Linked DNA regions of Homo sapiens: region 1 is linked to region 2. A link is an interaction called in ENCODE POLR2A ChIA-PET data of the cell type or tissue named here. Cell type or tissue: OCI-LY7. All regions are shown on one strand. Links, peaks and the distances in the headings refer to the core of each region. The heading gives the core; the rest is flanking DNA.

Region 1 (8,344 bases), core at 90-8,089, 78 kb before region 2:
CTGACTTTTGACCAACAGAGCAAATAAATTGTTGCATTTTTTTTTCTGAGTCGGCTTGCTACAGAATTTGTTGCTTTCTTAAGGTATCTTTATTTGTGAAATTTGCAAAGGCCAATTAAAGCAATCAACAAGGAGGATAGATCAAAAAAGAATTTTGGAAGTGTTTTGGATATTATGTAAATCTTAAGTGAAGCCTGGAACTAGGAATCTGGAGGCAACTGCCTCATTCAGTATTTTTGAAGGTATTTGTATAACTGTAAAAAGCATCACTGAAACTGAGAGACACTGCAGAGTAAGTGAATCTAGAAATTTCTCTTGCAAACTGATAATATTGCTAGACATTTCTCGGAAGCTCAGCAAAGTAGATTTTTATAAAAATGGAAGAATAAGACGTCATTGCAACTGTCCCTCTCCCAACATTTAGCATTCAAAAACTTTTGAGAGGCATTCATCTGAACATTACTGAACTTTTTTTTTCCTTTGTGGCAGATGACCCTAATTTTCAGTGCAAATTCAAAGGTCTCTGGAGTAAGGAAAAATATCTATGTATGCCCTAGGAAGATTCACCAGGAAAAGATGGCATGTTGTGTCCAAACTTCATTAAACTAAGAGTCAAAGAAACTTCGGCCAGTCCAGCCCATGAAGAAAAATACCTCAAAGGAACATTTACATCACAGTTCACATTGTTTAGTTTTATATGGTTAATAAACATTTTGAAGAGCATATACTTGTTCTGATTTTTGACATAGTTGTGGCATGAAATAGGTTTCCAGGCCTGGAATTCCAATTTATGCTTACTAATTCATTATGCCAATGGGAAATACAGGGTTTTTTTGCTTGATTTTGTTTTTTTGTTTTTGAGACGGGGTCTTGATCTGTTGCCCAGGCTCCAGTGCAGTGGCGCAATCTTGGCTCACCACAACCTCCACCTGCTGGGTTCAAGCAATTCTCCTGCCTCAGCCTCCCAAGTAGCTGGGACTACAGGCACCCGCCACCATGCCCGGCTGATTTTTGTATTTTTAGTAGAGACAAGGTTTCACTATGTTGGCCAGGCTTGTCTGGAACTCCTGACCTTGTGATCTGCCCACCTCAGCCTCCCAAAGTGCTGGGATTACAGGTGTGAGCCACCGCACCCAGCTTGGAAATATAGGTTTGGTATACAATTCAATTTAGGATGATTATCCAGGAGAGGAGGAACTTTTTTGCAGGTGAGAGTATGAAGGCTCAAGGGAGTAAAATAATTTAGGAAATCAATTTAGTAGGTAGCAGAGTCAGAATTCCAACTCAGATCTCATAGCAAAGAATCATGCTTTTTCTAGACATATGAAGGTTGAAGACAAATACTAATTAAAGAGGCGATCTCCAATCTTTTGGGCACCAGGGACCGGTTTTGTGGAAGGTAATTTTTTCACTGGGGTTGGGGTGTTGCAGGGGAATGGTTTCAAGGTGATTCAAGCACATTACATTTATTGTGCACTTTATTTCTATTATTATTACATTATAATATGTAATGAAATAATTATACAACTCACCATAATGTAAGTCAGTGGGAGCCCTGACCTTGTTTTCCTGCAACTAGATGGTCCTGTCTTGGGGTGATGAGAGACAGTGACACATCATCACGGATTAGGTTTTTACAAGAAGCATGCAACCTAGAGCCCTCGCTTGTGCAGTTCACAGTAGAGTTCGTGCTCCTAGGAGAATCTAATGCCACGGCTGATCTGATGGGAGGTGGAGCTCAGGTGATAATGCAAGCAATCGGGAGCAGCTGTAAATACAGATGAAGCTTCTCTGGCTTGCCCGCTGCTCACCTCCCGCTGTGCGGCCCGGTTCCTAACAGGGCACGAACTGGTACCATGGGGGTTTTGCCATTAATTCAGGGGTTGAGAACCCCTGAGTTAAAAGACAGTGTTCAGGCAGCAAAGGAGAGTAAGAAGGTGCAGGCTGAGAATTAGGAAAACTGGATGGAATCTGACAGAGAATAAGAGAATTTTGAAGGAGAAATTGATTAACTGTGACTAATACAGAAAAGATTGAACAATGACTCAAAGCTCTGTGAAGGTATCTAGAGTTCATTAGAAGATATTTGGTGAGCGGTGTCAGTACAGGGGAAACAGCCAGATTACAATGGGTTGAGATGTAAATGGGAGATGAGGAAATAGAGATAGCAAGCACAGATCATTTGCAAGAAGCATGGCTGAAAGAGAAGGGGAAGGGAGGAGAGAGCTATAATTAGAGGGGAATCTTCTTTGGGTTTTGCTGGGGTGTTTTGTTTTGTTTTGTTTTGCTGAGATAGGGTCTCACTTTGTAGCCCAGACTGGAGTACAGTGGCCCAATTTTGGCTCACCACAGGCTCGACCTCCCAGGCTCAAATGATCTTCCTGCCTCAGTCTTTCAAGTAGCTGGCGACACAAGTGTGCACTACCACTCCTGGCTAATTTGTGTATTTTTGGTAGAGCCAGGGTTTTGCCATGTTGCCCAGGCTGGTCTCAAACTCCTGGGCTCAAGTGATCTGCCCGACTAGGCCTCCCAAAGTGCTAGGATTACAGGTGCGAGCCACTGCACCTGGCCTGGGTTTTGCTGATTTTGGTATTATTTATCATCTACGTGCTAAGTGTTTTACATACATAATGACATTTAATCCTCATAAGAACTCTGTGACAAAATCCCCATTTTTCAAATGGTTTTTAAGAGAGGTAAAATGTTTCCCCAATTACAAAGCTACAGCATCAGGATACGAAGCTACAGCATCAGGATTCAAACCTAAAGTGTTTGGCTGAACCACTAGCCAAATTTGTAGCAAGTTCTCTGAGTTTGGAGCGGAGGAAGAATAAGTGTGAATGAGACAAGTTTTGGGAAGTGCAGGAAATGGGGAGGGGAATTCCAGTTTAATGCTCTCTCCTCTGAAGTTGGAATTGTGTCCCAGGAACTGAAAGTGCCTCAGGGGACTGAGGACAGAGGCACATGTATAGAAGGAATGCCTCCTCACTCTGCTGCTGCTGCCTTCTTTCCTTCTGGATGAAGTGGCTAAAAGTCTTCAGAGGGCCAGGAGCGGTGGCTCACGCCTGTAATCCCAGCACTTTGGGAGGCCGAGATGGGTGGATCATTTGAGGTCAGGAGTTCAAGGCCAGCCTGGCCAACATGGTGAAATCCCGCCTCTACTAAAAATACAAAAATTAGCCAGGTGTGGTGGCAGGTGCTGTAATTCCAGCTACTTGGGAGGCTGAGACAGAAGAATCACCTGAACCTGGGAGCTGTAGGTTTCGGTGAGCTGAGAATATGCCACTGCACTCCAGCCTGGGTGAGTCTTTAGAGTATACTATATAGATATTTAAAGCAGCGTTTCAAGAAGTTTTTATGATTAGAGAAATTTATGTGTTATAATAAAGTAAGAAAAAAAACAGCAAACAAAATTGTACACATGGGATTGTTGTTAAAGCATTAAAAGAATGAAGGCCAACAACAGCTGTCATTTACGTGACTGGTGGGATTACTGAAGCTTTCCCACTCTTTTTTCCTTTTAAAAAATATTTGAGGCCGGGGCCGGGCGCCGTGGCTTACGCCTGTAATCCCAGCACTCTGGGAGGCCAAGGTGAGCGGATCACCTGAGGTCGGGAGTTTGAGACCAGCCTGACCAACATGGAGAAACCCCCGTCTCTACTCAAAATACAAAATTAGCTGGGCATGGTGGTGCATGCCTGTAATCCCAGCTACTGTGGAGACTGAGGCAGGAGAATCGCTTGAACCCTGGAGGTGGAGGTTGCAGTGAGCTGAGATGATGCCATTGCACTCCAGCCTGGACAATAAGAGCGAAACTCCATCTCAAAAAAAAACTCGAGCTCAAGAGTTCAAGACTAGCTTGGGCAACATAGTGAAACCCCCATCTCTACTAAAAATACAAAAATTAGCCAGGCGTGATGGCATGCACCTGTAGTCTCAGCTACTTGGGAGGCTGAGGTTGGGAGGATCACCTGAGCCCAGGAGGCGGCAGTTGCAGTGAGCCAAGATCTGCACTCCAGCCTGGATGTCAGAGCAATACCCTGTCTCTCACACACACAGACACAAACAAACAAACAAACAAAAAGTTATTAACATATGCAGTCAATAGAAATTGAGCAAGTCACCTGGCTTGCAAAGATTTGTCCAATAATCATCCTCTACTGCCCCCACAAATTTCTAATAATGGGCACCACTCCCTTGAATACAGGGGCACCTATATGATCTGGGCTGGACCAAATGGAGTTTCTCCTGGAACCTTGCAGATGCTCCCGTTGCTGGCAAAGATAAGGAGGCCAAGCTGCATAGCAAAAGCTGATTTGCAGGTGAAGTGAATGAACCAACACAGAAGCAGAATTGAGAAATGAGGAGGGCAAGATCTGAGAACATCGGAGTCCCTGAAGCCAATCTTGGTTGGGTTCTATGAGCCTATACATATTCCTCTTTTGGCTTAAGCTATTTTAAGGTGAGTCAGTTGCTTGAAATGAAAAGAGCTTGCCTAATGCAACATATTTTTCTAAACTTGTAGCCATGAGTTAAATCATCTAGATACTGTATTGTTGCCAGAAAAATGGGTCTTGATCCAGACCCCAAGAGAGGGTTCTTAGATCTTGTGTAGGAAGGAATTCAAAGTGAGTTCACAGAGTGCAGTGAGAAGAGATAGTTTATTGAAAGCTACTGTCGGCTGGGAGCGGTGGCTCATGCCTGTGATCCCAGCACTTTGGGAGGCTGAGGCAGGTGGATCATCTGAGGTCAGAAGTTCGAGACCAGCCTGACCAATATGGTGAAACCCTGTTTCTACTAAAAAATACAAAAATTAGCCGGGCGTGGTGGCATGCGCCTATAGTCCCAGCTACTTGGGAGGCTGAGACAGGAGAATTGGTTGAACCCAGGAGGCAGAGGTTGAAGTGAGCTGAGATTGTGCCACTGTACTCCAGCCTGGTGACAGAGCGAGCCTCCATCTCAAAAGAAAAAGAAAGCTACTGTTACAGACTAGAACATCCTCAGAAGGCAAGAGGAGGAACACCTCATCTTTAAGTTTTTCTTATATAGAGGTCTTGTCTACATAAAAGCTAGGCTAAGATGTGTCTACATGAGAGTAGGTTGCAGCATCACAAAATTTATTATTCTGTTGATTTAAAGAAAGCTGTCCTTGACATTCTAGTGTGTAAGTACCTCAAAGTATAACTATAATTATATTTTGGGTTTTTTTTTTTTTTTTTTTTTTTGGGGGACAGGGTCTCATTCTCTCACCCAGCCTGGGAATGCAGTGGCACAATCTCAGCTCGCTGCAACCTTCACCTCCTGGGCTCAAGTGATCCTCCCACCTCAGCCTCCTGAGTAGCTGGGACCACAGGTGCACACCACCATGCCTGGCTAATTTTTGTTTACTTTCGTAGATGGGGTCTCGCTATGTTGCCCAGGCTAGTCTCAAACTCTTGGGCTCAAGGAATGCTCCCGCCTTGGCCTCCCAAAATGCTGGGATTACAGGCATGAGCCACTGCATCTGGCCATTATAATTATCTTGAAAGCATATATTGTTATGGGTATTGAGACATCTGGACTTCTAGTTGTTGTAGGAGTATGTCGTTGCAGGTATCTTTAAGCTGTTTCCTCAACTGTAAACAGCTTGTGATCATGGGTCGTGAGTGGCAAGGAATGTGCCTTGGCTAGTTTTAAGATGGAGTTTAGGCCAGGCACGGTGGCTCACGCCTGTAATCCCAGCATTTTGGAAGGCCAAGGTGGGTGGATCACCTGAGGTCAGGGGTTCAAGACCAGACTGGCCAACATGGTGAAACCTCATTGCTACTAAAACTACAAAAATTAGCCAGGCATGGTGGCATATGCCTGTAATCCCAGCTACTCAGGAGGCAGGAGAATCGCTTGAACCCGGGAGGCAGAGGTTACAGTGAGCTGAGATCGTGCCACTGCACTCCAGATTGTGCCACTGTACTCTGGGTGACAGAGTGAGACTCTGTCTCAATTAAAAAAAAAAAAAAAGATGGAATTGATTTTAAAATGATGTCACTCTGATTCTCCTTCCCTAACAGCATGACTGAGGATTGCAAAGATCTGAGGGTCTCCAGGTTCATTCCTTGGTTGAGGTTTCTGCTGTGTCAAGAATGGCATGTGATAGCAGCAGACCCCGCAGCGTCTCTTCCTGGCCTGCCTCACTTTCCTCGTTATATGTACTTATAGCATTAATTTTCTAGTGGCTTACTTGGTGCAAAGCACCAGGCACAGCAGTTCCAGAAAGAATTTTACTGCTAGACCTTGACTTCCATTGAACAGGATTAGACATCCCATAGTTCCACTAACAATTAAAGAGACCTATGCAGCCAGGTGATTTGGACAATAAAATGTGCAGTTTTTTTTCCTGTTTGTCACACACTATTGCTACGAGTATCGAACAACCCATTCTTGGGGAGTGAAAATGGAGATAAAAGCTCATGAGGCAGGCCAGGCACGGTGGCTCATGCCTGTAATCCCAGCACTTCGGGAGGCCAAGGTGGGCGGATCACGAGGTCAGGAGTTCGAGACCAGCCTGACCAATGTGGTGAAACCCCATCTCTACTAAAAATGCAAAAATTAGCTGGGCATGATGGTGCATGCCTGTAATCCCAGCTACTCAGGAGGCAAAGGCAGGAGAATCACTTGAACCGAGGAGGTGGAGGTTGCAGTGAGCCGAGATCACACCACTGCACTCCAGCCTGGGTGACAAAGTGAGACTCCATCTAAAAAAAAAACCCATAAGGAGTCTTAAATTTGTATTTGAAATTGGGAAAAAGTTGTATTTCAAGGCTCCTCAGTCTTTATTATTATTATTATTATTTGGAGATAGGGCCTCACTCTGTCACTCAGACTGGAGTGCAGTGGCACAATCACGGCTCACTGTAGCCTCGAACTCCTAGGCTCAAGCTATCCTCCTGCCTCAGCCTCCAGAGTAGCTAGGACTACAGGCATGCACCACTATGTCTAGCTAATTTTAAAATTTTTTGTAGAGATGGGGTCTTGCTGTGTTGCCCCGGCTGGCCTCACACTCCTAGGCTCAAACAATCCTCCTGCCTCGGCCTCCCAAAGTGCTGGGATTACAGGCATGAGCCACCACACGCAGCCTTAAGCTTCCTCGTTAAAAGATGGAGCAAAATACTGAAGCTGGGGAAGACAGAGGACCTGGCTCCACCACATGCTTCCCAATTAGATTCCTGGCTTCGACACTGAAGGGACCAGAGCATACAGGGAAATGGCACTTACGTTTACTTTGCTGATTCAATTTTTTGGTTCATTTTTTTCAATCAACATTTTTTTAAAATTTTTATTTTTATTTTTTGAGACAGAGTCTCACTCTGTTGCCCAGGCTAGAGTGCAGTGGCACGATCTCGGCTCACTGCAACCTCCACCTCCCGGGTTCAAGCCATCTTCACACCTCATCCTCCCAACTAGCTGGGACTACAGGCTTCTGTCACCATGCTTAGCTAATTTTTGTTTGTTTGTAGAAACGGGATTGTTGTCTAGGCTGGTCTCAAAGTCCTGAGCTCAAGCCATCTGCCCACCTTGGCCTCCCAAAGTGCTGGGATTGCAGGTGTGAGCCACCATGTGCAGCAACATTTACTTTAAGGACTTGCACTGTGCTAGTCCTTGCACCCTCATGTCTCCTGCGCCATCCTCCTGCTCCCAGTGTTCTGGTGCTGTCTCCTCTGTGCCCAGGCCTCTGTGCCTGAGACTTGGGCAATGTCAACCCCAGGTCCCCTTCTTTCTCCTGGTACCTGAATGCTGAGCAGTTACTAGCTAGTGCTAGACACAGATACAAATACAAACAAGATAATCCTTCTTCCTTCTCCATTGTACACAGTGTAGTGGAGGTATTAGGCAGAAACAACTAACCATATACAATAAAATAATGTCCTTTTGTGGCAAGCATAGGTCACTATGGGGACCAAATGGTAAGCAATGAATCCACGGGATAAAGAGCTGGGTATTGCTGTTCGCAGGAGAGGCGACACCTCATCTAGGGCTTGAAAGATGGATAAGAGTTTGCTAAGTGGATGAGGCAGAAGGGTTTCCTAGGTAGCGGGATCCATCATCATGAACAAGGCCCAGAGGAATGCAGCTGTGCAGGTTATTAGGGTGGCAAGAGCATAGTGTGTTTCACTGCCAGTGAAGCCAGTTTCACTGCCAGATTCATGTTTTCCATTGCTGGGTTTCAATTCTGCAATAAGCAAACTTCTGAAAAATATGAATTTCTGTTTATTCTTGTTCAGACCAAAGCTGAAAATATTGATGAATGAGCAAATGAAAGGAATGTATATAAGAGAGCTTAGGCTTTTTCCATCAAGGAATGAGTCAC
Region 2 (8,344 bases), core at 257-8,256:
CAACGCTGGAGCTGAGGGAGAAAACTTTTAAGGAAAACATGGTCTCATACCTTTGAGAGTTAATTTTTTATTATTATTTTTATTTTCATTTATTTATTTTTTCTGAGGCGGAGTCTTGCTCTATCACCCAGGCTGGAGCACAGTGGGGCCATCTCGGCTCACTGCAACCTTCACCTCCTGGGTTCACGCCATTCTCCTGCCTCAGCCTCCCGAGTAGCTGGGATTACAGGTGCCTGCCACCACACCTGGCTAATTTTTTATATTTTTAGTAGAGACGGGGTTTCACCATGTTAGCCAGGCTGGTCTCGAACTCCTGACCTTGTGATCCACCCACCTCGGCCTCCCAAAGTGCTGGGAGTACAGGCGTGAGCCACCATGCCCGGCCTATTATTGTTTTTTATATATACAAATATAAATATAAATATATATAAATATATAAATATAAAAATATATATAAATATATTTATAAATATAAATATAAAAATATATAAAATATATTTATAAATATAAATATAAAAATATATAAAATATATTTATAAATATAAATATAAAAATATATAAAATATATTTATAAATATAAATATAAAAATATATAAAATATATTTATAAATATAAATATAAAAATATATAAAATATATTTATAAATATAAATATAAAAATATATAAATATATTTAAAAATATAAATATATAAATAAAATAAAATAAAAATAAAAATATATAAATATATATAAATATATAAAAATATATTTATAAATATATATATAAATATATAAAAATATATTTATAAATATATATATAAATATATAAAAGTATATTTATAAATATATATATAAATATATATAAATATATATATAAATATATAAATATATAGAAATATATAGAAATATATATAAATATATTTATATAGAAATATATTTCTATATATAAATATATTTATATAGAAATATATTTCTATATAAATATATAAATATTTCTATATAAATATATTTCTATATAAATATATATAAATAGAAATATATAAATATATTTCTATGTATACATAGAAATATATAAATATATTTCTATGTATACATAGAAATATAAATATATAAATATATAATATAAATATAATATATTATTATTTATAAATATATATAAATATAAATATATAAATATATAATATAATAATATATAATATATAAAATAAATAAATTATATTTATAATTTAAATATAATTTTAATTTAATTTAATTATTAAATATAATAATTATAATATAATTATATTTTATAATATATTTTATAATATATAATATATTTTATATGTTATATATTTTTCTATATTTTATATAATATATAAAATATATATTTTAATAATATATATTTTAATAATATATTTTATATAATATATTTTATAGTATAAAATATATAATTAAATAATAATTTAAATATAATTATAATATAATATAATTTAAATGTAATTTAAATATAATTTAAAATAATATTTATAAATAATATATTTAAATATATATATACATATATGTGTGTGTCTATATATATATATATATATATATATATATATATGATTGTAAAGTAATCAGGTTGGTTCTTCCTTTCCATGTCCCATAAACTTCATATTTCTTCTCTAAAGATAAATTATGAAAAGCTTGGAATATTGACATCATCTTTGGAATAAATGTATTTTTTACTTATTTTAAAAAATTTATTTATTTATTTTGAGACAGGGTCTCACTCTGTCACTCAGGCTGGAGTGCAGTGGCACGATCATAGCTCACCATACCCATGACCTCCATGCTGAAGTGATCCTCCCACCTCAGCCTCCTGAGTAGCTGGGACTACGGGTGTATGCCACCACACCTGGCTAATTTTTTTTTTTTTTTTTTTTTTTTGTAGAGACAGGGTCTCACTTTGCTGCTTAGGCTGGTCTCAAACTCCTGGGCTCAAGCAGTCCATCCACCTACAAGTGTTAGGATTACAGGTATGAGCCACCACATCCAGCCTGTATCTTTCATTTTTAAGAAGATTACTTTGTAGAATGGTATTCGTTTAGATAAATGTGCTTGAGTCATTGCTATAATTAGTAAATATTGGCCTTGAGGGCCCCCAGTGTAGTACAGACAAAGCTTATTTATATACCTAATTTTTAACAAATAGCATATTATTAAGTAAAAGAAAAATGATCCAAGTAAATTTTGAAGCAAAATCTGAAGAAAAATTAACAACATAATTAGATATCATTTTAATAGTATGTCAGTGGAAACAACACACAAACTGTTTTTTTCTCTGCTCTCACACCACAATAACAATCAACACAGAAGATTTCTGGTGACCAAATGTGTGGAGGTTTCTCCCCACACACCAAGTAAGCAATCAGTTCTGCAGTGGACACCAGCTGGGTATCCTCCAGTTCAATTCCAACACTATCTACCTGGAGACAGTGTCAGATCCCACAGAGTGTCAGATCGCACAGTTTGAGGGCTCAGTCCCACAAGACGGTCCTCCTCCTTCCTACCAGTTGCAAATCTGGGCCTCTGGAACTTCTGATGGACCAGCTTCAAGTTGGGTTCTCCGTGACCCCGTCTTTGGGTTCAATTACTTTGCTAGAGTGGCTCACAGAACTTAGGGTGACATGTTTACTGATTTATTACAGAATATATTTTAAAGGATACAAATAGACAGATGAAGAGAGACACAGGGCGAGGAACTTCTATCCTCATGGAGTTGGGGTGCACTGCCCTCCTGGTACATGAATGAGTTCTCATTAACCTTCCTTTAAGCCTCTACATGTTCAGCTCTCTGGGAGCTCCTCAAACCCTGTCCTCTTCCGTCTCTTATGGAGACTTTATTGGATAGTCATGATTAAAGTACAGACAACCATGTAGAAATGTGATTAGACAAAAAAGGGTATGATCTAATATTAATAGACTGAGTGGGAAAATCCAGCAAGGATTGTCTGTTCAGATTCTTCTTGGTCTCTCTGTGTAGCTTTCCTTCCTCCAGGGTATGGGGGAGGACCCCTTCTGAAATGAAGGTCTTGTGGCCTTCAATTAGACAAGGAAGGTCAGAGAATTTCTTTATGGCCAGCTCCAAGATAGAAAGGTTGGGGGAGATGAGATTATATTTTTAGTTTCTACGGCCTGCCTTGGGGAGAAAAAGGAGCAGGCGAAAAAAGGGCAGAAGGTCAGAGAGAGAGAGAGAGATTTGTTTTCTTTTTTCATTGATTTATTTGTTTGTTTGTTTGTTTGTTTGTTTGAGATGGAATCCCGCTCTGTCGCCCAGGCTGGAGTGCAATGGCATGATCTTGGCTCACTGCAACCTCTGCCTCCTGGGTTCAAGCGATTCTCCTACCTCAGCCTCCCAAGTAGCTGGGGTTACAGGTGTATGCCACCATACCCGGCTAATTTTTGTATTTTTTAGTAGAGACCGAGTTTCGCCGTGTTGGCCAGGCTGGTCTCAAACTCCTGACCTCAAGTGATCTGCCCACCTCGGCCTCCCAAAGTGCTGGGATTACAGGTGTGAGCCACTGCACCTGGCTGAGATTCTGTTTTCTGAGACCTGCTTCTGAGGCCTAAAGCACCCCAACATTATAACAAGGGCTATGGCGTTATGAGCCAGGGACCATGGATGAAAACCTATATATATTTATCTATGTATATCTCTGTCTCATAATATCACATGTTGCAGACAGACTTTTGTCAAACTTATCAATAAAATCGAACTATAGAACACAGATTTAAAAAAAACCCTTGGGAAGCTGGGTGCAGTGGCTCATGACTATAATCCCAGAACTTTGGAAAGCTGAGGCAGGAGGATTGCTTGAAGCCAGGAGTTTGAAAACAGCCTGGAAAATATAGTGAGACTTTATCTCTACAAAAAATTTAAAAATTAGCTGGACATGGTGGTGGGCACCTGTGGTCCCAGCTACTCAGGAGGAGGAGGTTTCAGTGAGCTGAGATAGTGCCACTGTATTGCAGCCTGGGTGACAGAGCAAGACTTTGTCTCAAAAATAAATAAATAGGCTGGGTGCGGTGGCTCATGCCTGTAATCCCAGCACTTTGGGAGGCCGAGGTGGGCGGATCACGAGGTCAGGAGATGGAGACCATCCTGGCTAACACGGTGAAACCCCTTCTCTACCAAAAATACAAAAAAAGAAATTAGCTGGGCGTGGTGGCGGGCGGCTGTAGTCCCAGCTACTCGGGAGGCTGAGGCAGGAGAATGGTGTGAACCCGGGAGGCAGAGCTTGCAGTGAGCGGAGATTATGCCACTGCCCTCCAGCCTGGGCGACAGAGCGAGACTCCGTCTCAAAAAAAAAAAAAAAATTTTAAATTTAAAAAATAGAAGCCACTCCTAGGCCAGGTGCAGTGGCTCATGCCTGTAATACTAGCACTTTTGGAGATTGAGGCAAATGGATCACTTGAACCCAGGAGTTTGAGACCAGCCTTTGCAACATAGTAAGACAAGAAATTTAAAAAGTTAGAGAGGTATGGTGGCACACGCCTGTAGTCCAAGTTCCTTCTGTAGCTGAGACAGGAGATGGCCTGAACTCAGGAGATGGAGGCTGGAGTGAGCTATGATTGTGCCACTGCACTCCAGCCTGGGAAACAGAGTGAGACCCTGTATCCAAAGAAAAAGAAAGAAAGAAACAGAGAGGGAGCGAGAGAGAGAGAGAGAGAGAGGGAGCGAGAGAGAGAGAGAGAGAGAGAGAGAGAGAGAGAGAGAGAGAGAGAGAGAGAGAGAGAGAGAGAGAGAGAGAGAGGAGGGAGGAGGGAGGGACAGAGGGAGGGAAAGGGAGAAAGGGAGAAAGACCTCTTATGGCTTACATAAACTACAATAGAAACAGATGTTTGCTGGTTGTCTAGTCACAGTAATGTTTTCTTGTTAAAACAACTGTTTTATATTTTATATATATTATATATATTTATAGCCATAAATAAGGTCATTGCAGGTCAGTAGGTTTTCTCGAATCTTTAAGCCCTCCTCCGCACACCACCCCTCTCCCCAAAAAGGGAACCACTTCTGTCTGCTTCCCTTTCCTTACCTTGATTTTTTTTCTCCTTCCTTCTCCTGCATTCCCTGTAATCTCACTGGGCATCTTCCTGGCAATCTGTGCACCTTCTACCGGGGAGCTCTGTCTCTCTGGCTCCAGTTGTAACTTGACTGGCTCCCCACCTGAGTTGAGAGTACGTAGGCCTTTATCTCTGCACCCATCCTGTGCACGTTCATAGAAGTCATCAGCTCTGTTAACTTGATTTGCAATTGGATTGTTAAATACAACTGATTGTCATGTTGATTTGGTGTTACTTGGTTTTTCAGGCTGAACTAACCAGGAACACTAAGTGATTGTTTTGAGCTTTTTCTTAAGCAAAGATTTACTTGCTTTTCAGCAGCTGAAGTAGATAGCAATAGGCTAATAGTGGGGAAACAGACTTCCAGAAACACATTTTCTACTTGCTTTTAAACTTGTATTCATGAATAGTCCTTTCTTAGAACAAACCGTATAGTTTAAGACTGTATTATCTGTTTTGATTGCAATTTTAGTATATTCTGTGTTAACTGATGGTAGACTGAAAACTGTATTGAGAGAGATGGAAAGGGGTTTTCTTTATAGGAAGGTGCTAGGTGCACATAGGTAGCTGAGTAAATGTAGTTGAATTCAACGTTAGACATTTTTTCCACCATTTTTCCCCCTTGGTTTGGTTTTGGTGCTCTTCTTTTGTTTGTACAGTTTGTCCCTTGGTATCCTTGGGGGATTGGTTCCAGGACTCCCTGCAGATACCAAAATCGTAGGATGCTCAAGACTCTTATATAAAATGGCATAATATTTGCATATAACCTATGTATATCTTTCTTTATACTTTAAATTATCTCTAGATTACTTATAATACCTAATGCAATATAAATGCTGTGTAAATAGTTGTTAAGTTACATTGTTTAAGGAATAATGACAGGAAGAAAAGTTTGCCCATGTTAAGTATAGATGCAGTTTTTTTTTTTTTTTTTTTGAGACGGAGTCTTGCTCTGTTGCCCAGGCTGGAGTGCAGTGGCGCAATCTCGGCTTACTGCAAGCTCCGCCTCCTGGGTTTATGCCATTCTCCTGCCTCAGCCTCCTCAGTAGCTGGGATTACAGGCGCCCGCCACCACGCCCGGCTAATTTTTTTTGTATTTTTTTAGCAGAGACGGGGTGTCACCATGTTAGGCAGGATGGTCTTGGTCTCCTGACCTCGTGATCCGCCTGCCTCGGCCTCCCAAAGTGCTGGGATTACAGGCGTGAGCCACTGTGCCTGGCCCAGATGCAGTTTTTAAGGGGAATGTTTTCAGTCCACACTTGCTTGAACACACAGATGCAGAACCGAGGGATACGGAGGGCCAACTGTATTTCTCTCTTTTTTTTTTTTAATGAGAGCTATTCGTATGTGGATTCTATACTCTCTAATAATAATAAACCTTATTAATGTGGCACCTGAAACAGACATTGTTACTTTTAAATTATGGTATAAATTTGCAGAAGTCATAATGGAAATAGGAATAGGGCATCTTATTTGAAGTAGAAGCAATAATTATTTCTCTTCTACTGGTGCTAACAATTTTTTTAAAAAATTATTTAGAATTTCAGTGGTTTTGCTGAAAGATGCTAAATCTCCAGTGTTACTTAGAAATACAGTACATACAATTCTAAGAAAAAAGGTTATTATTTAAACATGTATATTAAAAAGAAGCTTTTTTAATATCTCATATAGACACATATAAATTTTATAAAATTCTAAAGGGTATTTACAAAAATGAAAAGTAAGTTTCCCTTAACCCTTGGCCCATATTAGTCCCCTGTCCTGGAGGTAACCATTATTTCTAGCTTCTTCTGTTCCTTTGAGAGATCAAAATGAAGCTTAAAATTAATACCCTTATTGTTTAGTAAATGTTTTCCTCTTAAATATAGCAAAATCTAGTGATATTTTTTGCAACCTCTGTTATAGCTTTACTTTGCAGTTATGGTTGCAGGGTGAATTACATGTCAGCACTGGAAATGTCTTGAAATGAACTCATTGTCTGTGCATTTTTATCCTGTTGTTTTTAGAAATACAGCTTTAAAAAAATTTATTGTACCTTTTTGAAATAAAAGAATTTACAACTCTGGTGTAGATCTAAATGAAAAAAATTTTGATGAACAACATGGATAGTTTAAATCTTTAGTATTTTCTCAATGATAGATTTTCAACTAAAATCTTTTTTTAGTTTTTTTATCTTTTGCCTCACAATTGGTTTGGATATCTTACGAATCATACCATGTTTTCTGTTCCCATACAGACATTTAGCCTAAAAAAATTTTACTTGCTAGTTACAAAGGTAATTCAGCCAGGCCATTGGTAAGTTGAAAATATAAAGGAAGCAAATTATGAGACAGGGTTTTTATTTGTGGAACACAATATACAAATGTAGTTAATTCTTTTGTGAACTTGGCATGTATAGTATTCCCTTCCTAATCTTTTGTGTTGTGTTTCTGCTAACCTCTATGGTAAAAGGTTCTATTGAGGAACAAAAACAATCAATTTTTAAAATGGGGTTGGGGATCAGAGTCTTGAGTGAGCCTATTAAAGTGCTGGGATTACAGGCATGAGCCACTGCACCCAGCCTAAAGTCTTTGTAAATATTTTTTATGTAGATATCACCAAAATAAAATAGTAAGGGCAGCTCTCTAAATAAAGAGAAAATTACACATTTAGATATCTTAAAATAGGATAATGAATGTTGGATTATTTCTAGTTTCTATTCCTTACTTGCTAGAAACTTTTCAGTGAGATAACTTGGACATTTTTATGTTTTTTTTTTTTTTTGGGAAATACATGTACTTTTATCGAAAATAACACGTAAACTCTGAGGTGCTTTTTTTTTTTTTTTTTTTTTGGTATTTGACCTTCCATCTTAATAGTACATTTCTGATCTTAGGACTCAGAGTTCTTAACCTCTCTGATCTCCATTTTGTATTTCCTTTGGGGTCTCATCACAGTCCCAGAGGTACATAGTAACAAAGCTAGAGACAGAAGAGGCTTTAGGCGACCTTCTCCCAGGTACTCAGCATGCCATCACTCAATAGGTATTTCTCATTCCTTCCCACCGTGAGGGTTATAGAACCTTAGTCCCATCAGTGGTGATTATTAGCACATTAGCACTCTCACTCGCTTCCTTAGTCCCTCTTAGGCATGTCCTTGTTCCCCTCCCACAACACAAGCCTAAGGTAGATCCTTGCCTCAGCTTCCTTTTTCTTCCCCAAGACTGCGTTTCATGAAACTATTTTTCCTGCTCTACTTTCTGCTTCATTTCCTTCTTCTCATCCTACCTTCGTGTTCCTTT

What was found. Peaks named below come from ENCODE experiments on the same cell type or tissue, not always from the same donor. Only the 100,000 strongest peaks of a DNase experiment are listed, where the experiment ranks them.
Region 1: POLR2A ChIA-PET joins it to region 2 with 15 read pairs; 6 of 35 experiments call an interaction of 5 or more read pairs at or near these places.

What each region holds. Positions count from the first base shown.
Region 1 is chr11:9,592,736-9,601,079 of GRCh38, forward strand. No RefSeq gene overlaps it. Among named protein-coding and RNA genes, the nearest start is that of WEE1, 23 kb to the left of the region's middle. RefSeq lists silencers at 3,726-3,775, 3,936-4,005 and enhancers at 4,246-4,325, 4,436-4,495, 7,880-7,959, 8,007-8,344, 8,220-8,344. In OCI-LY7, for the core only: no CTCF peak of the experiment used is centred there; DNase peaks (open chromatin) are centred at 1,726, 2,366, 3,906 and 4,386; H3K4me3 peaks cover 4,305 bases; H3K27ac peaks cover 7,949 bases.
Region 2 is chr11:9,670,668-9,679,011 of GRCh38, forward strand. The region is part of intron 1 of SWAP70 (switching B cell complex subunit SWAP70); the gene reads left to right. Among named protein-coding and RNA genes, the nearest start is that of SWAP70, 11 kb to the left of the region's middle. RefSeq lists enhancers at 5,139-5,673, 7,845-8,344. In OCI-LY7, for the core only: no CTCF peak of the experiment used is centred there; DNase peaks (open chromatin) are centred at 4,465 and 5,184; H3K4me3 peaks cover 3,013 bases; H3K27ac peaks cover 5,214 bases.